4 separate regions of the Homo sapiens genome follow, and regions 2, 3 and 4 are each linked to region 1. The links are chromatin contacts, found by Hi-C or POLR2A ChIA-PET in ENCODE. All regions are on one chromosome and are shown on one strand. Each heading gives the region's core, a stretch centred on a gene start or an enhancer-like site at or near the end of the contact. The rest is flanking DNA. Distances are from core to core; before and after follow the strand shown. Region 1 holds the start of RNASE4 (ribonuclease A family member 4). Region 2 holds the start of METTL3 (methyltransferase 3, N6-adenosine-methyltransferase complex catalytic subunit). Region 3 holds the start of TOX4 (TOX high mobility group box family member 4). Region 4 holds the start of CHD8 (chromodomain helicase DNA binding protein 8).

Region 1 (4,677 bases), core at 915-3,414:
ACCACGTCTCCAGGAAGAGGCAACACTACTGATTGAAGGACAGTGGGGACAAAGTCCTGCTGACATGCCTGTATTTCCAAACAAAGACAAAAATTAAACATTTGCTTTTCAACCAACTCTGGGCTTTGTGCCCACTCACTCTTTGTTCCCATTCCCTCTTTCCCAAGTATTTCATGGCATTCTTCCGGGAATAACTGTTTACAGAGAATTACAGAGAATCTGCTTAAATACAGATTCAATAAAAACTCCTAAAGAAAGGTTTCACTGACCTTCATTGGTCCACTTTTTTATCCAGCTACTTTAATTTGAGTCACAGTGACCAATGCTTCCAACAATAACTTGACAAACCTCTTACTCTTGCCTGCTTATAACCTGATTATCTGTTTTCAACAATAGCTAAAGCCATTCCTCTTTTCCTGGAATGATTTTTTCCATCCTCTCTGCCAAACGATAGTTCATCTCCACATTACTAGAGTGCCTCATGTCCTGTTACTAACATCGTACCACTCCATGGAGTCATAGAACAAGAGTGGGAGGGGCCTCTGAGACTCTGTCCACCCCTCATATTAAAGAAGAGCCAACTGAGGAACAGAGAAAGAGACATGTATTGCCCAAGGAACTCATTGCATTCGCCGGCCTGGAAGCTTTCCAATGCACCACACAATTTTTTTTTTTTTTTTTTTTAAGACGGAGTCTTGCTCTGTCACCCAGGCTAGAGTGCAGTGACGCAATCTCTGTTCACTGTAACCTCCGCCTCCCAGGTTCAAGAGAGTCTCCTGTCTCAGCCTCCCGAGTAGCTGGGGTTACAGGTGCTCACCACCGTGCCCGGCTAATTTTTGTATTTTTAGTAGAGACGAGGTTTCACCATCTTGGCCAGGCTGGTCTCGAACTCCTGATCTTGTGATGCACCCACCTCGGCCTCCCAAAGTGCTGGGATTACAGGCATGAGCCACCGTGCCGGGCCCACACAACTTTTATATTCCATACTAGTACTTTCTAGACAATCAGAGCTAACTTTAAAGGGGCCACTGAAAGTTGCTGTTCGAAGGAAACCTACATTGACTATTACCATAAATTCAAAAATTATTTTACTCTGCTTGTCATCAGTAAAAGAATTGCTTGAATTGAAGCGTATGTAATAAACCTATCCTCTTGCAAAACTTGTTAGTGGCTCTGTGGTTAAGTAAGTCTTGAATACCTGAGGCTGCTTCTGGGAAGGTGGTCCTGTGCCACAGATAATGATGTCCCTTGGGTTTCTACTGATTACATTATGACTTGATTATAAGATTTTTACTGTCACGAGGGAGGGTCTTGGCTCATCTGAGATTTCCCTAGCCCCCTGAGTGGTGCTGAAATTGTTTTAATAAAGATGTTGCGCTTTACTCATGTGCTGCTATTAGCATTTGACGTGCTGTCTCAGAGCGAGAAAACGGAGGATCCCAACCTTCCAGTAGGAAGGCTTAGAGAAGAGGCTGTTGGCAAGTGTCTCTAAGAATTGCACAACACTGGCTGAGGGTGGGTTAAGGGTGAGGAGGCAGAGGAGAGTAAACAGAAAACACCGATCCCCAAATGTTAGTTACGCTTGCAAAAAACTAAGGCCTGCTTCAAAAAGCTGGTGATTAGCCTGAATAACTAGCAAAGCTTTCTTAGTTGTGGGCAAGTGCAGGCCTCCTAGGGCTTCCCTTAGGTTCGGCGATTCTGTGGTCCCCCTCCAAGCCTACTAATCAATAGAAGCTGGCATCTGTGCCCAGCTGCGCAAAGTAAACCTGAGTGGGAATGTAAAGTCGTTAACTCATACAAATACGGGACTTTCACGTCCCTCCCCATTCCTCCCTCTCCAGCCCCGTCCCGCAAACTCCTCCCCAAGGAGTCCCAAGCTGCCTCTACTAGGAAAGGACTCCCCGGCCTAAACGCCCCTTATGAAGCTACCAGAGAGGAGGAGGAGGAGCAGGAGTGTGAACCTACCTCGGCCTCAGAACAAGTCCGCAGAAACGGGCAGGACAATGGAAAGAAGTTTTGTTTCTCACCCGCTTCTTCCTCCCTAGTACGATGATGGGGAGCCGGTAGAAAACGCAAAGATGTTCTTTTGAATCCTGCTTTGCATCTAGGTGGGGTTGGCGTCCTTGTGTGAGTGTGTGTACACGGACGGAGATGGGGGCGTGGTGAGGTGTGGAGGGTCGGCGTGCCAGCCTCTGCGTAGTTGGGACCGCGCCCCGCTTCTCCGAGGAGGCCCCTCCCGCCTGGATCCGCCCTTGGAGCTGGCGCCGCAGCAGCACCCGCCCCAGGGGCCGCAGGGGCAGCCCAGGCAAAGAACGAGCCTGGGATCCGCGCTCCTTCCTCAGCTGGACCCCAACGGGCAGCAGCCGCGAGAGCACTGCCTCCACGGAGAGCAGATGGCGGGAAACTGGCTTCTGCTCCCAATTGCCAGGCGGCCCTTCAGAGACTACCCCTGGCTGAGCGTCCAGGAACCCATGAAACTTGGTCTTGACACTGGTCGACAGCACCATCTGCCACGTACTTATTCGCTGCTGCTTTCTTTGGCAGGACAGCCCATCGCGAGACAGTTTGTGTTTCAAATTTAACGGAGACTTTTTTTCAGTAGTTGACAAAAGGGGGTGGAAAAACAGTAGCCACGAGGGCTCGTCCGGGATTTGAACCCGGGACCTCTCGCACCCAAAGCGAGAATCATACCCCTAGACCAACGAGCCACTGTAGCTGAGTGGTGCTTCCTATCACTCTGAATTTCTCTTTTCCGCCTGCTGTTCTGAAGGTTTTTTGTTTTGTTTCTTTTCCTCTGTTGTGACATTTCCCTTAGGCCTTATTTAGTTATTCCTTCCATCTTCACCAAGTTTCAAGTGTGGCTTATTCTCTGGCTTATTCTCCTCGATCCAGATGCAGGATGGGGTGAAGGAAGGCAGCTTTTTAGACTTTAGGTCACATGCTTGTGTCTCACTGAGCCCGGGGAGCGATTTAAGCCCGCTAGGGCCTGGAGGGAACCTGGAGGGGGCTGAAATAGAGATCGAGGGCCAGAGCTGAGCTCGGTTGCAAGGCTGTAGGGTACTGAGCCCCAGGACAGACGCGCGATACGTATATATCTGCCGGCCTTTGGACTTAACGTAGAAGCCAAAATATAACACACTTCGGTAAGACAACAGTGCCTTCCCCCAACGGTGGGACGATTCGGGTCTACTATCTTTCAGAAAGGTAACCAACTTTTCAAGACGCGATTAACGCAGCCCACCTCGCGGCTAAGCTGTTTCCTTCGGACAAGGGTGAGAGACAGAAACAGATTTGATCACGTCAAGATACAGAGATTTTTTGCACAAACGAAGAGCAACCGTAAACCCCAAAACAGCAGCGTCTCCTTCGAGCCGGAATCGAACCAGCGACCTAAGGATGACCACACATTAAGTACTACAGTCCTCCGCTCTACCAGCTGAGCTATCGAAGGAAGCACGGAAACAACTCTCCTAAAAATCCCTACTCGAGACATCCTTAACCAGAGACGGGAAAGAAAGAAATCTCTTTATACCCGGAAAGTAATTACTGCAGAGTCACAAAGCCAGCTTGTAAGACAGTCCTGCGTCCGAGGTTCTGAGGACAACCTTTCTAAATCTGGATTCCCCTGCCTCACTGAGGGGCTCCCAAGCAGAGCAGGCGCCCCTGAAACTCGGGCATACCGAGGCTGCTCATCCTCTGGGCGCCCGAGGGCTGTTGGCCTCACTGGGCGCGGACCCAGGGGCCTCGCGAGCGTGGATGCGTGTGTTTGTGTGTAGGGTGGGGACCGGCACCTGGGCGTCGGAGAACTGGGGGCTGAGGCGGTGGGACGCACACAATTCTGACTGCGCAACTGTGAACGCCGGAGAGGGCGGGCCTCCAGGCTTAGGCCCGGGCTCCCTGATGTCCTCACTTCCTGCGCTTCCCTCCCAATCTCGGCTCTTCCGCTTACACGTCCACAGACACGGGAGGGAGAGGGTGTGGAATGGAGCAGTGGTCCCCAACATTTTTGGCACTAGGGACCGGTTTCGTGGAAGACAGTTTTTCCACGGACCGCGGGGGCGGGGGGAAGAGTTGGGGGATGGTTTCGGGATGAAACTGTTCCACCTCAGATCATCAGGCATCACTTAGATTCTCATAAGGAGTGCAGTTTAGATCCCTGGCATGCGCAGTTCCCAATAGGGTTCGCGCTCCTGTGAGATTCTAATGCCACCACTGATCTCACAGGAGGCGGAGCTCAGGCGGTACTGGTAGCTAGCCCGGAGTTCACCTCCTGCTGTACAGCCGGGTCCCTAACAGGCCATGGACAGGTGCGCGGCCCAAGGGTTGGGAACCCCTGAAATAGAGGACATCTGGGCAAACCCAATGTTTCTGTGTGAATTCGCTTTTGGAGATAATATTTGCAGCTCATTCAAAAGGAAGGCCACATTTCTCTGCGTTAAAATCAAATTTAGTGACCCAAGTCTCGCCCCTAAAGTCGGGCCCTTAATTTCCCAAAACCCCACTGGCACATGAAACCTTGCCTCACAACGTGCATCTCTCTTCTGGACGCCTGGCCGGAGCGGCCATTGCTGGCTCTTCCCGTTTCAGAAGTGGAACCTTGATCTCTACTCCAAATATGCCCAGACCCGGGGCTTGAGAATAGCTTAAAGGGCTATTGTCTCGCCTAGCTGTCCCCAT
Region 2 (4,677 bases), core at 713-3,212, 830 kb before region 1:
TTGTTTTTGTTTTTTAAAAAGTCTATGCCCATGCTACCTCATGCTGTGAAGATGGTTCAGTATTAATAAACTGGCTCACAGCTCCTTGACCAGATTATAAACTCTTTGAAAACAGGAGCCATGCCAGTCAAACTATTTTTTGTATTTTTTGGACAACAGCGTATGGCATCATGTAGACATTGGATAAGTCAGTGATTCCCGAAATGTTTCCATTCAGGGAGCTCCATTAAAAAAACAAAACAAACAAACAAACAAAAGGCCAAGCCGGTGGCTCATGCCTGTAACCCCAGCACGTTGGAAAGCCAAGGCAGGCTGATGAGCTAAGGTCAGGAGTTCAAGACCAGCCTGGCCAACATGGTGAAACCCCATCTCTATTAAAAATACAAAATTAACTGGGCATGGTGGCAGGTCCCTGTAATACCTGCTACTAGGTAGGCTGAGGCAGCTAGAATCCAGGAGGTGGAGGTTGCAGTGAGCTGAGATCACACCACTGCACACCAGCCTGGGCAGTAAGAATGAAACTCTGTGTCAGGCCAGGCTCGGTGGCTCACGCCTGTAATCCCAGCACTTTGGGAGGCTGAGGCAGGGGGGCAGATCGTAGGGGCAGATCACGAGGTCAGGAGTTCGAGACCAGCCTGGCCAACATAGTGAAACCCTGTCTCTACTAAAAATAAAAAAAATTAGCCAGGTGTGGTGGCACGCGCCTGTAATCCCAGCTATTCGGGAGGCTGAGGCAGGAGAATCGCTTGAACCCAGGAGGCGGAGGTTGCAGTGAGCTGAGACCACGCCATTGCACTCCAGCCTGGGTGACAGAGTGAGTGAGACTCCATCTCAAAAAAAAAAAAAAAAGAAAATGTGTCAAAAAAAGAAAGAAAGAAAGGATTGTAGGAAAAACCACCACCACCAACCTTGTATTTAAGTTTACTACACATACAGAAAAGTGCACACCAAAATGTTCAGCTCAATTACATTTCACAAACTGAACACACTCATGCAGGTAGCTCTCATAACAAAAAACACAACGCAACCAGGACCTCAAAGCCCTCTTAGTGTCGGAACCCGATTTTAATAGATTACACGTACTTTGTAAATTTAGCCTAAGAGAGAGATCACGTATTTGAAGACCTCTCGGATTTTTCCTTCATCAGCCCTCCCCACTTCCCCACGCCTCGTCAACACAAAGAAGCATGCCCGCACCCACCACCGCCCCCTCCTCACCTCAGATTGGGGACCACCGTTGTGTTTTTTATTTTTTTGTAAATGAACGCATGGAAACAAACCAACACCACCTTCAGTGGAAAAGGTATGTTAGTACCAAACTGTCAAAAGGAACTAGTGATCCTTCATCTTAAAAATCTGTACTATGGCCGGGTGTGGTGGCTCACGCCTGTAATCCTAGCACTTTGGGAGGCCAAGGAGGGCGGATCACGAGGTGAGGAGTTCGAGACTGGCCTGGCCAACACAGTGAAACCCCGTCTCTACTAAAAATACAAAAAATCTGCCGGGCGTGGTGGCGGGCGCCTGTAATACCAGCTACTCGGGAGGCTGCGGCAGGATAATCACTTGAACCCGGGAGGTGGAGGTTGCTGTGAGCCGAGATCGCGCCATTGCACTCCAGCCAGGGCGACAGAGTGAAACTCCGTCTCAAAAAAAAAAAAAAGAAAAAAACCCCCAAAACTGTACTATATGGTGTTGCTCTCTACGAGTGCTACTTTAACACAAGTCAACTCTCAGGACTCCTCTCCGAATATTCAACATGGCCGCATGCGCGTCTATAAGCAACATGGCCGCTCTGCCAGTCACCAACATGGCAACCACAGCCTCACTGTGTCCGGAAGCATGAGAGAGCGGGTATGAGGACTATACCGGCCGCTCTGCCAACACCTAACGTGGCTCTTTATAGCTTCCAAGAAAGCGCGACACCGGAAATGACTTTTCTGTCTTGCTCAGCTCCAGGGGTCATTTTCCGGTTAGCCTTCGGGGTGTCCGCGTGAGAATTGGCTATATCCTGGAGCGAGTGCTGGGAGGTGCTAGTCCGCCGCGCCTTATTCGAGAGGTGTCAGGGCTGGGAGACTAGGATGTCGGACACGTGGAGCTCTATCCAGGCCCACAAGAAGCAGCTGGACTCTCTGCGGGAGAGGCTGCAGCGGAGGCGGAAGCAGGACTCGGGGCACTTGGGTGAGGCACTGGGCTGTTGGGGCCGAGGCTCAACCGGGGAGGACGGGCGGGATCCCTAGAGAAAAAGCTCCAGAGTCACTGCCCTTTACCAAACGGCCATTTCTATAAAGCCTCGTACATTGGTACTCCCTCTCCACCTTCAGCAGCAGACGTTCGCCCTTCTGCAAGTAGTTCGCGGTTCCTCCTCACGCTGGGCCTCGGTTCTTCCAGCTCACTTTTACCGGACGGACGCTTGAGCCCCACCCTCGTCCGCCTTGCCCACTCCTCTTCAGACTGCGAGGACGTCGCCTTTGTGAGGCTGCTCAGCCCCCTATCCCGCGAAGCAGCAAGAACCCCTTTTTGTTGCTGCTTTGGCGCTTTGTTCCCTCAGTTATAACGACTGTTTTGTAGTGGTCATTTCTTGGCAGCTGTGGGTACAGTAAGCGAGGAATGAACCTTTATATCCGCAGTGCCCAATTTAGTGGCCCGTACAGAGTGGCACTGGGTGTTTCTGAATGAGTACCCCTACCGGCATTGACTTAGCCATTTACATACCTAGCAGGAATCTGAAAACATTTGTGTTTGGTTTCCAAACTTTTTCTCTTCTCCTGTTGCCCCCGTGTCACGATCATAAAACTTGAAGGAAATTTAAAAGATTAAATTCACTGTTATCCACTCCCTACCCTCAGGACAAACTCTGAATTATTTAAGGCAAACTAGTAACAAAGCTCTGCAAAAATAGTGACTCAGTATCACCTTTGTGGTAGATTGTTCCAATATTTGTCAGTATCTTCAACTGCATCTCTAAATCTTGTCTAGATCATGTTAGGTTCATGTGCTCGTATTCTGGCCCCTAGAAATAGAAGATGCACTGGCAGGATCCTCCCACCTAATTAATTACCTTTCTTGAGTATCTACAGTGTTCATGGGTCTAATTAGACAAAAATAAGGAAGAAATTGCCCCTGTCCTCAAGAAGTTTAAAAAGCATAGGATTCAAGGGGAGACGCTTACAAAAAGTGAGGAATATGATAAGATATATGTACGAAACCAAATGAATGAATCTACAGTCTGTACAATGAAGAGAAGTAACAAGAGCTGGTGTAGGTAGTGAAGCCATCAAAACCATCATAGTGGAATTGGCACTTGAATTTGGCCTTTATGGCTATATAGGACCTAGATAATTAAAGAGGTAAGAGGGGAGGATAGTGGAGTAAGAAGTGCAAGTCATATGGTCAGGCAATAATTAGTAGTCAAGTCTCAGAGTAGTTCCTGAATTACCTAAGAGGGAGAATTTTTTTTCCCTTGCTCTAGAAACTTCATTGATTTATTTATAGATACAATTTTTTGTTTTGTTATGTTTTTTCCCCTATTCTTTGGTTTCCTGTTTTGAAACTTTTTAAAAATGTGCATAAATGATGCCAACGACTTTTTTTGCTTTTGTTTTTGAGATAGCGTCTCTCACCGTTGCCCAGGCTGGAGTGTAGCAGTCCTCCCGGCTCATCCTCCTGAGTAGCTAGGACTACAGGTGCATGCCACCATGCCTGGCTAATTTTTAACTTTTTAATAGAGATATGGTCTCATTATGTTGCCCAAATTTGTCTTGAACACCTGGCATCAAGCTGTCCTCTTGCCTAAGCCTCCCAAAGTGTTTGAATTACAGGTGAGAGCCACCATATCCAGCCTATTTAATTTTCCTGTGGAGTCTTTTCCCATTCAGCAATGGCAGTTGCAAAAGGGGACCTGAGGATCAGGTAGTTGTTTGTTTCAACAAAGTGATCTGCAAAATTATTTAGTTAGTTAGTTAGAGACAGGGTCTCCCTCTGTCACCCAGGCTGGAGTGCTGTGGCATGATCATGGCTCACTGCTGCCTTGACTTCCCGGGCTCCAGCGATCCTCCCACTTCAGCCTCTCAAGTAGCTGGGGCCACAGGCGTGTGCTACCATGCCCAGCTATTTTTTGTATTTTTGGTGGAGAAGGGGTTTCACCATGTTGCCCAGGCTGATCTCTAACTCCTGAGCTCAAGCAATCCACTCACGTTGGCCTCCCAAAGTGCTGGGATTACAGGCGTGAGCCACCATGCCTGGCCTACAAAATTAACTTTTAAAAAGCCGCTATATTGGTGTACTACATCATTGACTACTTTGTGTTCACCTTTCTGTCGTTTTTGTGACAGGCCATCCTCTATCTGTGGTGTTGTTTGTTGTTTCTTGGTTTTAATTGTTCCTCATCATACTTATTTATTTATTTTTGAGATGGAGTTTCGCTCTTGTTGCCCAGGCCAGAGTGCAATGGCGCGATCTTGGCTCACCGCAACCTCCGCCTCCCAGGTTCAAGTGATTCTCCTGCCTCAGCTTCCTGAGTAGCTGGGATTACAGGCATGTGCCACCACTCCTGGCTAATTTTGTATTTTTAGTAGAGACGGGGTTTCTCCATGTTGGTCAGGCTGGTCTCAAACTCCCAACCTCTGCTGATCTGCCCGCCTCAGTTTCCCAAAGTGCTGGGATTACAGGTGTGAGCCA
Region 3 (4,677 bases), core at 1,448-3,947, 790 kb before region 1:
TTAATTTTAAAATGCACTTTCTCATGAACGAGGCCAACGTAAAATTTATAACACTCTAAATAACAAAATTTAAACTGTGGAGACCTGATTGAGGAGAAATTGGGAATTTCATGCAGGTAAGTCCAATGTGAGATTTGCAACACTCAAATAATGAAATTTAAAAATGAAGATCTCACTTAGAAGAAAATGGCAACTAAGAGTGCAAAGCACCAAGCAGATTTTAGCTGTTTTTGTTTGTTTGTTTGAGATGGAGTCTCACTCGTTCACCTAGGCTGGAGTACAATGGCGCAATCTCGGCTCACTGCAACCTCTGCCTCCCAGGTTCAAGCGATTCTCCTGCCTCAGCCTCCTGAGTATCTGGGATTACAGGCGCGCACCACCACACCCGGCTAATTTTTGTATTTTTAGTAGAGATGGGGTTTCACATGTTGGTCAGGCTGGTCTCGAACTCCTGACCTCGTGATCCGCCCTCCTTGGCCTCCCAAAGTGCTGGGATTACAGGCATGAGCCACCGCACCCCGCCTCACCTGTTTTTTTAAAATTAATTATTATTATCTTTTATAGAGACAGAGTTTGATCACGTTGCCCAAGCTGGTCTAGAACTCTTGGGCTCATGCAATTCTCCTGCCTCAGCCTCCCAAACAGTTGGGATTACTGGCACGAGCTACTGTGCTGGGCCCAGATTTAGGTTTTATATCATTTCAAAGTTTGCTGCATACTAGATTCACACTTATCCTGCTTATGAGAATAATAAATAAAAGCAACAAAAAAGTTAAACTGGCACTGGGCACATTGGCTCATGCCTGTAATCCTAGCACTTTAGGAGGCTGAGGCGGGCAGATCACTTGAGGCCAGGAGTTAAAGAGCCTGGGTAACAGGGTGAAACCCCGTCTCTACAAAAATTCAAAAAAAAAAAAAAAATTAGCTGGGTGTGGTGGCGCACACCTGTATTCCCAGCTACTTGGGAGGTTGAGGCAGGAGAATCACTTGAGCCCAGGAGGTGGAGGCTGCAGTGAGCCAAGATCGTGCTACTGCACTCCAGCCTGGGCTACAGGGAGACTGTCTCAAAAAAAAAAAGAAAGAAAAAAAAAGTTAAACTAGCAACTGGCCCTTGTCAACCCCATTTTCATCCATGAAAACGTTAGGATTATAGGATAAGCCCATGCAACAGCCACTGACAATTCTTGGTAAAAAAAACTGATGCAAATGGTCCACACCACTTTTGAAAATAAATATAAAAGTCCTCAAAAAATGGCAGATGGTTCAAGACTTCAGTTTCTCAAAGACAGAAATTTTTGTCTGTTCCACCATTCTCTTTTGCCTCTCCCAAACAAGTGATACATATCTATATTATGACAATATTTCAACCAAACTTTTTTAACGAACACTTCAGGGTTTCATCATAACCTTTACTTCTACTTTAAAACAGCATAAGAAACTATAATTACAGCTGTTTGACAGCTGGGGAAACTGTGACATACAAAGATGAAGTAATGTGCCCAACGTCTGAGTCACTGGCAAATTGAAACACATGTCCTACTCAACTCTTTTATATTCTCTAGCAGCTATTTCCTTTCCTCCTGACATTAGCAAAACAAGCTGACACCATGTAGGTAAAGGTAACCACAAATTTTTTATCAAAGTAGGAAATTTAGGCCGGGCGCAATGGCTCAGGCCTGTAATCCCAGCACTCCGGGAGGCCGAGGTGGGTGGATCACCTGAGGTCAGGAGTTCGAAACCAGCCTGGCCAATATGGTGAAACTGCCATCTCTACTAAATATACAAAAATTAGCCGAGCGTGGTGGCGCACGCCTGTAATCCCAGCTACTCGGGAGGCTGAGGCAGGAGAATCGCTTGAACCCAGGAGACAGAGGTTGCAGTGAGCCGAGATCGCACCACTGCACTTCAACCTGGGCGATAAAGCGAGACTCTGTCTCAAAACAAAAGAAAACCAATAAGCTCCTCCCCTCAACCCCAATTTCTTCAGCTGCTGAAACATTTTCTTTCCACTGCGATCCCCTAAGATTACTGTAGCTATTTCTCCCCAGAGAAAGGAGACAATTCCACTCTGTCTTCTAATCCAGAATCCCTTTTCTCTTTAAACAGGTTATCTCTTTCCAATACCTTGCTTTCTGATGACAGCAACTTCCCAAGACTTCCCCAGATAGTCCCCACAGGCTCTAGAAGCAACCGCCACTTTTCTCTAAACACCAATTGCGGCCCTTGGTTCCCAGCCCCCGTCCCCGGAGTCCGTGCTCTCCTCCCCACTACCCTACCCCACCGCTGCCTCAGGCCCTACCCCCGCGGCGTCGGCAGCTCTGGCTCACCTCGGCCCCTGACAGGAAGGGGTGCGAAGGCCCTGTGATCGTCAGGTAATTGTCATTTCCTCCGGGAAACTGGAAACCAAAAGAAAGTCGCGGGGATAAGTTAGGGGGAGCAGGGAGTCAGCTTGGAGCGATGGCTTTTGACCCTGACATTCTGACAACACTCCCCAAACCCCGCTCTCTCTCCTCTCCCGTCAGTCGCCTCTCCGCCCGGCTTCCCGTCCCTGCTTCAACCCGGTCGGCCGCGTTCTCTCGCCAGCCTTCTTAGCTATCAGGTTCCTACCTCCATCTTCACACAACCGCTCCCACCGTCTCAGACCCTCATCGCTCCCACCGCCCCCACTGGACTCGGAACTGCCGTCACTTCCGCAAGGACGTGTGTTCTCTCTGCTGATTGGAAGGAGCGCCGTGGGGCTGCAGAGAGTCAGGCGCTGGGCTATCGCCCCCTGGAGTTTGGAGGGATAAGGGCATGTAGAAGTGCTAGAAGCGTCCCTGGAGGTGGCGTAGGGTACTCCCGACCTAAGGATGATTCCGGGGAGTGCAATAGAGACGTGATCTGGGCTAGAGGAGCCGGAGGGGCGGGGGAGCGGGGGGAAGGGGGAGAAGAAGAAGATCGGTAGATTGAGTGGCTAGAGAGGTCGGAGGTAAGTGGCTATAGAAGTCGGGCGGACCCGGAACCCAGAGGACGCGACACCATGACTTATGCTTATCTCTTCAAGTATATCATCATCGGAGACACAGGTAACCCTCAGGTGGTTCGCCTTCAAGGCTCGGGCGGGCATTCGAAGCTCCCAAATTGGGTGGCGGGGGCGGGGCTCACTTTGTGGGCTGGGCGATTCGAGACGGGCGGGGCGGTTCGGGGCGGCCGGGGGCGGGGCTCGGGAGCCCCCCTTCTCTGGTCCGGGAAGTCCATACTCTGGAAGGTGTTCCAGGGCTGCGTGATTCCGGGAGTGTGCTTTCTCTTTCAGGTGTGGGGAAGTCATGTCTCCTCCTGCAGTTTACAGATAAGCGGTTCCAGCCTGTCCACGACCTCACAATAGGTAAGTGCATCTACTTGTTCCAGAACAGATGATAAAACCTGACTAGCTAAATTGCTAAAGTGGAAAGTTAGCAGCCTTCAGTGTTCGAAGTAAAAAGTTACCCCTCACTACTTTAAACTAGTCCAAACTTATGTTAATGAAGTGACCAATGAAACGTTGATATGTGGGGAGTAGTGTAAGGGAGAGTATATAATTGAAAGGTAACTTTTTAGAGTGTGAGGTATAGACTCGTCATATAATTTTTTTTCAAATACAATTTGTATGTTTATGGAAAATCCCACGAAAGCATAACTGCTTATTTATGAACTCATCTGTGCTTTGAGGTAAATTAATACCAGCCTTACTTTTAAAAAGTAAACACCAATACATGGACATTTTTTATATTGGTGAAGAAGCAAATTGAGGAGTCATCCCTGCCTTAGAATTAATAGGCAAATAAAACTAAAAACTTTCCTTTTAAATGAAAGAGTGTGTTAACAGTTCCTCAAACGCACTGGCGATCCTGGAAAATATTAACCTTTCCCACACGTTTGTGATAAGGCATGGCCTGAAGAGGCTTTTAACTACCCCCTCTTCGTTATCTCCGTAACCCCAGTCCAAATAAACAACATATATGAAACTAGCTTTCTTGCCATGCAAATGCAGTTTCTAAATAAACCCCTACATCCCCATTCTTACCATATTGCTACTTCCAAGTCCCACCTGTATGGAAACCTGAAGCTACCACTGTTCCTAACGGATTTATTTAGAGTCAAATAATTGATGGGGTTAGAAAAGGATTTGGCAGTATCAACTAAAAGGTATTTTAAAGGGAATATTGAGCGAATTCTCACTTTGCGATAGGGGCTAATGATACAATGCTTAACAAGGCAACAATGCTTAATTGTGCCTCTGGCAATTATTGGAAATGTAAAATGTATTGTTAAAAAAATTAGGTGGGCGTTGTGGCGTGTGCCTGTAAGGTACTTACTTGGGAGGCTGAGGCAGGAGAATCACTTGAACTCAGGAGGTGGAGGCTGCAGTGAGCTGAGATCGCACCACTGCACTCCAGCCTGGGTGACGGAGCGAGACTCCATCTCAAAAAAAAAAAAAAAAAAGTATTGTTTCTGAGAACCTATTTCTTAGGCTCTTTTCTTAAAGAAAAACATCTGGAATTGCAAAAAAATAAATATTGTTTTAAGTAGAGACTAAAGAGTGACTGAGAAAGTGTCAGGAAATATTTCCAAAATTTTTAGTTTTTTGGAAAAGTTACAAAACTAAATGTTACCTAACCAAATTTAAGCATTAACCTAACATTGCTAAAAAAGTATTCA
Region 4 (4,677 bases), core at 762-3,261, 770 kb before region 1:
TTAATAATTAAGGTTATATCTGTATATGCATTTACAGACAAACACATTGTTCTGATAAATCTTAATACTAACATCAAATTGATATAATGGCAGCAGTAGCCAGGAGAGAATTTGGTTGACAGATTTTTTTTTTTTTTTTTTTTGAGACAGAGTTTCCCGCTTGTTGCCCAGGCTGGAGTGCAATGGCATGATCTAGGCTCACCACAACCTCCGCCTCCCGAGTTCAAGTGATTTTCCTGCCTCAGCCTCCTGAGTAGCTGGGGTTACAGGCATGCACCACCACACCCAGCTACTTTTGTATTTTTAGTAGAGACGGGGTTTCTCCATGTTGGTCAGGCTGGTCTTGAACTCCGGACCTTAGGTGATCCACCCGCCTCGGCCTCCCAAAGTGCTGGGATTACAGGCGTGAGCTACCGCGCCTGTCTTGGCTGACAGATTTTGATACACAGGGAAATGTATTTGGCCAAGTCTTTTTTTTTTTTTTTTTTTTTTTTTTTTTTTTTTTGAGATGGAATTTCGCTCTTGTTGCCCAGGCTGGAGTGCAGTGGTGAGATCTTGGCTCACCACAACCTCCGCCTCCTGGGTTCAAGCGATTCTCCTGCCTCAGCCTCCCGAGTAGCTGGGATTATGGGTGTCTGCCACCACGCCCGGCTAATTTTTTTTTGTATCTTTACTAGAGACGGGGTTTCACTATGTTGGCCAGGCTGCTCTCGAACTCCTGACCTCAGGCGATCCACCCGCCTCAGCCTCCCAAAGTGCTGGGATTACAGGCGTGAGCCACTGCGCCCAGCTTAAGGCCGAGTCTTATCACTCATATGACTTCTTGATGTCTCTGAGCTCCTATCATGTAAGACCATGCAATTATGTTACTCCTTGAGAAATTCCTTTAATAATCTGGAAGGATTCCCTCACTCACAACTTTAAAAAAGATTTCTTGGCCAGGAATGGTGGCTCATGTCTGTAATCCCAGCACTTTGGGAGGCCGAGGTGGGCGGATCACTTGAGGTCTGGAGTTCGAAACCAGCCTGACCAACATGGCGAAACCCCGTCTCTACTAAAAATACAAAAATTAGCTGGGCGTGGTGGCGGGAGCCTGTAGTCTCAGCTACTCAGGAAGCTGAGACAGGAGAATTGCTTGAACCCGGGAGGCAGAGGTTGCAGTGAGCCGAGATCGCCCCACTGCACTCCAGCCTGGGTGACCGAGCGAGACTCCATCTCAAAAAAAAAAAAAAAAATTAGGCCTTTAAAAAAAAAAAGGAATTCCTCCTTAAGTCCTGTTCTTGATTTCCAACTGATTCACAGTGCCCCTACTGGAAAATTTGCAGTGAATCCTAAAGCTTAGTAGCACCTATAATAGATACATGTCCTGATATTTTGAGTGAGGTGTCCATAAAGGATTACCCTAGGAAAGTGCAACTTTCACTCTCATTAGAAGAATTAATTTTTGCTTATTTGATTTGTTAAAATTGCTTTACTCCTACAGTTAAGTGAGAGGGTGGTGGTGGTTGTTGCCCGTAACCACATACGGCATTACTCCAGGGTTTCACGTCGTGACTGAGGGGCCTCCTAAGTGTATACAGCAGAGTATGTTCGGGCTGGACCTAGATAGTCGGACAGAACACCGACAGGGTCTTCACATTCTTTAAGCACTCTCACCCAGTCCCGGAGTCCGAGCCAAGATGGCTTCCCAGAAGTAGGTAACTAAGTGTTGTTTTAGTTCACAGCGCCCCCAATGGCGGGGGTCAAAAAAAGATGCCGAGGGGCCTGGCCGCCTGTGAACTGAGTCGTCAGAGGCGAGCCGCCGCCAGATTTTATTTTCAATCAGGCATATTTGTGGTCGCCTACGTACCCTTCTCATCCTCCTAGGACCTTCCACCCTCAAGAGACTTCCTGGATGGCGCTCACACTAGCTCGCTGGAAGAGGCCGGGCTTCGGTGCTGCCATTGGCGGATGGGAGCGCAGGGGGGCGGAGCCTAGGGAGAATGGACTACTAGCAAGCTAGATTGAGGCGAGGGCTGGCCATGCTCCGCCGGAAGGCGCCTTGTTCTCGGAGAGGGTGAGTTGAAACGCTGCCTGGAAAGGAAGTACCAGGACTTGCACAGGTAGGCTTCCCGCTCGCACCCGCTCCTCAGTGCTGGGCCAGGAGTCAGCAAAAGCTGAGGCTCTCAGAGATTTGATTTAAGTAACTCCTTCTCCTCTCTCTTCCACCCCCTGCTCGCCCCCCAGTTGTGAGGGATCAGGTGCGGGGTGATGCTCCGGACTGAACCAGTCTCCTTTGTGAGAGGCCGGGGGAGAGGGTGGCTGCCGGGCCGCGGGGTCCGAGCCGGGCCGAGCCGCGAGGGACTGCTTGGGACGCTGTGGAGTTTTCAGGGCTTGTCATTGCATTACTGGGCGTAGTGTAGATTGGAGGCGGCGCCTTGTTCTCCTCTCTTCAGAGAAGGGAAAACTCCTCGGCCCCGTTTGGTTACTCCATACTTTGGATTCAGAAATAGGTGGTTAGGGTTTTCTACTTCTTTTTATTTTTTTTTCTTCTGTATTTTAATAATAAAGGTGGGTAGGAAAGCATGGGGTAAGCGTAAGCAGATTGTTACTCATTCTCAGGTGTAAGTTCTGTGGGTCTCCTGGCAGTGAAGAGCAGGCTGTTGGAGAATGTTTAGAGATGGTGGGAAGAGAGGAGCTCAAGCCTTGCATCCTCCTTGACAGGTCTGCAGAGCTCACTGGTTTTCCGTTGCATTATGTAAACTCGTCACTGATAGAAGACCCTTCCCCCTGCTTTGGAACGAATGCAGTTTATTTACCTGTCTCTAGTGTCGCAGGGAATTTCCCTGCAGCAGCTGTATAAATGCAGCAGCCTCTTGCTTTTTAAGGGACAGTCTTGAAGCGGTTAGGGTCTTCACAGAAAAGGTATATAGTGGACCCATCTCTTTCGTATGGCTAAGCAAAGTGAGCCAGAAGTCAAAGATTTAGAACTCTGTCTTTTTCTATTAAAGAATAAACAGCGGAGCGCCCCAAACACAAGCCAGGGGAGCTGCCTTATCAGTGTCTGCTGCATCCTACCATCACAGCGGCGTCTACAGATCGTTTCATCTCCATGCTTTTCTGAGTTTGTCGACTCAGTCAAGGATTCTCAGCCTAGGTTAGCATATGCTGAAGTCATCTGGTGTGGGGCACATTACATATCGAAAGTGAGTTTGTGATTTGAATCGTGTCCTGTGTTAGTTAATTAGATCGTGTCTTCTGCTTAGGAATTTCTTTTGTATTGGTCATCCAATAGGTTTCAGAACAAATTCTAGTCAACCTCATAGAGCAAGATATGAGAAACTTATTTCAAGTACTTTGGAATTATCCCAACCCTTAAAAAAAGAGTTATGATAAGAAAAACATTTTCCATGTAAGAAGACCTTCTGCTGCAAGAGAGGCGTGTCAGTGGATCTGAAGGCAAGTGAAAGATATTGGCCAAAGAGAGAGTAGGCAAGTTTGAAGAGACAGGCTTAGGAGAAAGTTTAAAACTGAAATAGTGGCTCACGCTTGTAATCTCAGCACTTTGGGAGGTGGAGGCGGACGGATCACTTGAAGTCAGGAGTTCGAGACCAGCCTGACCAACATGGTGAAACCCCGTCTCTAAAAGTACAAAAAATACAAAAAAAAATTAGCCGGGCATGGTGACGCGTGCCTGTAGTCCCAGCTACATGGGAGGCCAAGGCATGAAAATCGCTTGAACCCTGGAGGTGGAGATTGCAGTGAGCCAAGATCGTGCCCCTGCATTCCGGCCTGGGCGACACAGCCAGAGGATAGCAAAGGAGTAATGGATTGGGATAAGGGATATAATGGAACAGTGTATGAGTACTTGAACAGTTTTTGTATTCTCCATGTTTGATCTGTCCTGTGCATCTGCTCTTTTGGTTTTGTCAGTTTTCTTTTCTTTTCTTTTCTTTTCTTTTCTTTTCTTTTCTTTTCTTTTCTTTTCTTTTTTTTTGAGACGGAGTCTTGCTCTGTCACCCAGGCTGGAGTGCAGTGGCAGGATCTCGGCTCACTGCAACCTCCGCCTCCCAGGTTCAAGTAATTCTCCTGCCTGAGCCTTCCGAGTAGCTGGGATTACAGGCGCCCGCCACCATGCTTGGCTAATTTTTTTTTTTATTTTTAGTAGAGACGGGGTTTCACCATATTGGCTAGGCTGGTCTTGAACTTCTGACCTCGTGATCCTCCCGCCTCGGCCTCCCGAAGTGCTGGGATTACAGGCATGAGCCACTTTTCTAAGCAAAATTACCACTTAAGATTAAGTTGTGGGTGTCAAAACTGTGTTTGCTTACTGAAGAAATAAGATTTGATATTCTCATATGTGAAAGGACTGTAACATTCAGATGAATGCTAAATGCTTTAGTGAACTGTTTGTCTACAGCTCTGGAAGAGTTAAGCTATCTTCTGAGCTTACATTGAGCCTAATACTTGGGAGGAAAACAGAAGACAAACATTTCTCTCGAGTCTCCACTTTCACCTCTAGAATCTCTCTACTTCTGGAGTTGGATTTGAGCCAGTCCTTGATCTGCAGGTCTTCGCATGACCTGTCCTTACATTACTGTGACCATTGTGGTATAATATTTACTATTTTACCTTTAGCATTTGATTCATTGACAGACTATCATGTTTCTTATCTCACTTTAACTTTTTATATCCCCT

What was found. A loop is a pair of places that touch in the nucleus more often than their neighbours do. ChIA-PET counts read pairs that join two places held with the same protein, here RNA polymerase II (POLR2A). Pooled maps may share reads with other maps.
Region 2: a map of heart left ventricle shows a loop between it and region 1 (9-fold over the local background). The contact joins the promoter of METTL3 here to the promoter of RNASE4 in region 1. A Hi-C loop is called at or near these places in 1 of 168 maps with a recorded cell type or tissue (heart left ventricle), 1 of 37 single-sample maps with no recorded cell type and 13 of 50 pooled maps. POLR2A ChIA-PET finds 5 or more read pairs at or near these places in 1 of 52 experiments (HepG2).
Region 3: a map of ascending aorta shows a loop between it and region 1 (13-fold over the local background). The contact joins the promoter of TOX4 here to the promoter of RNASE4 in region 1. A Hi-C loop is called at or near these places in 3 of 168 maps with a recorded cell type or tissue (ascending aorta, naive thymus-derived CD4-positive, alpha-beta T cell and sigmoid colon), 1 of 37 single-sample maps with no recorded cell type and 18 of 50 pooled maps. POLR2A ChIA-PET finds 5 or more read pairs at or near these places in 3 of 52 experiments (A549, PC-9 and activated T-cell).
Region 4: a map of heart left ventricle shows a loop between it and region 1 (10-fold over the local background). The contact joins the promoter of CHD8 here to the promoter of RNASE4 in region 1. A Hi-C loop is called at or near these places in 3 of 168 maps with a recorded cell type or tissue (gastrocnemius medialis, heart left ventricle and naive thymus-derived CD4-positive, alpha-beta T cell), 2 of 37 single-sample maps with no recorded cell type and 14 of 50 pooled maps. POLR2A ChIA-PET finds 5 or more read pairs at or near these places in 3 of 52 experiments (A549, CD4-positive, alpha-beta memory T cell and activated B cell).

The regions. Positions count from the first base shown.
Region 1 is chr14:20,682,047-20,686,723 of GRCh38, reverse strand. RNASE4 (ribonuclease A family member 4) reads right to left here and starts at 2,164. Exons shown (of 2, transcript NM_002937.5): 1 at 1,966-2,164. TRY-GTA5-5 (tRNA-Tyr (anticodon GTA) 5-5) reads right to left here and starts at 3,451; the gene lies at 3,363-3,451. TRP-TGG3-2 (tRNA-Pro (anticodon TGG) 3-2) reads right to left here and starts at 2,708; the gene lies at 2,637-2,708. It also overlaps a transcript of ANG not described here. RefSeq lists enhancers at 1,873-2,012, 2,813-2,942, 3,083-3,272, 3,473-3,782, 4,503-4,552 and silencers at 2,243-2,362, 2,633-2,682.
Region 2 is chr14:21,508,625-21,513,301 of GRCh38, reverse strand. It overlaps METTL3 (methyltransferase 3, N6-adenosine-methyltransferase complex catalytic subunit), which reads left to right and starts at 1,962. Exons shown (of 11, transcript NM_019852.5): 1 at 1,962-2,178. The coding sequence starts at 2,079. RefSeq lists an enhancer at 1,680-1,919.
Region 3 is chr14:21,475,215-21,479,891 of GRCh38, reverse strand. TOX4 (TOX high mobility group box family member 4) reads right to left here and starts at 2,697. Exons shown (of 9, transcript NM_014828.4): 1 at 2,608-2,697; 2 at 2,328-2,396. The coding sequence starts at 2,613. It overlaps RAB2B (RAB2B, member RAS oncogene family), which reads left to right and starts at 2,933. Exons shown (of 8, transcript NM_032846.4): 1 at 2,933-3,065; 2 at 3,293-3,364. The coding sequence starts at 3,020. RefSeq lists enhancers at 2,747-2,816, 3,397-3,516.
Region 4 is chr14:21,453,457-21,458,133 of GRCh38, reverse strand. It overlaps CHD8 (chromodomain helicase DNA binding protein 8), which reads left to right and starts at 2,011. Exons shown (of 38, transcript NM_001170629.2): 1 at 2,011-2,102. LOC124903283 (a long non-coding RNA gene) reads right to left here and starts at 1,737. Exons shown (of 2, transcript XR_007064064.1): 1 at 1,657-1,737. RefSeq lists enhancers at 611-1,162, 1,439-1,488, 1,499-1,548, 1,163-1,714, 1,579-2,268.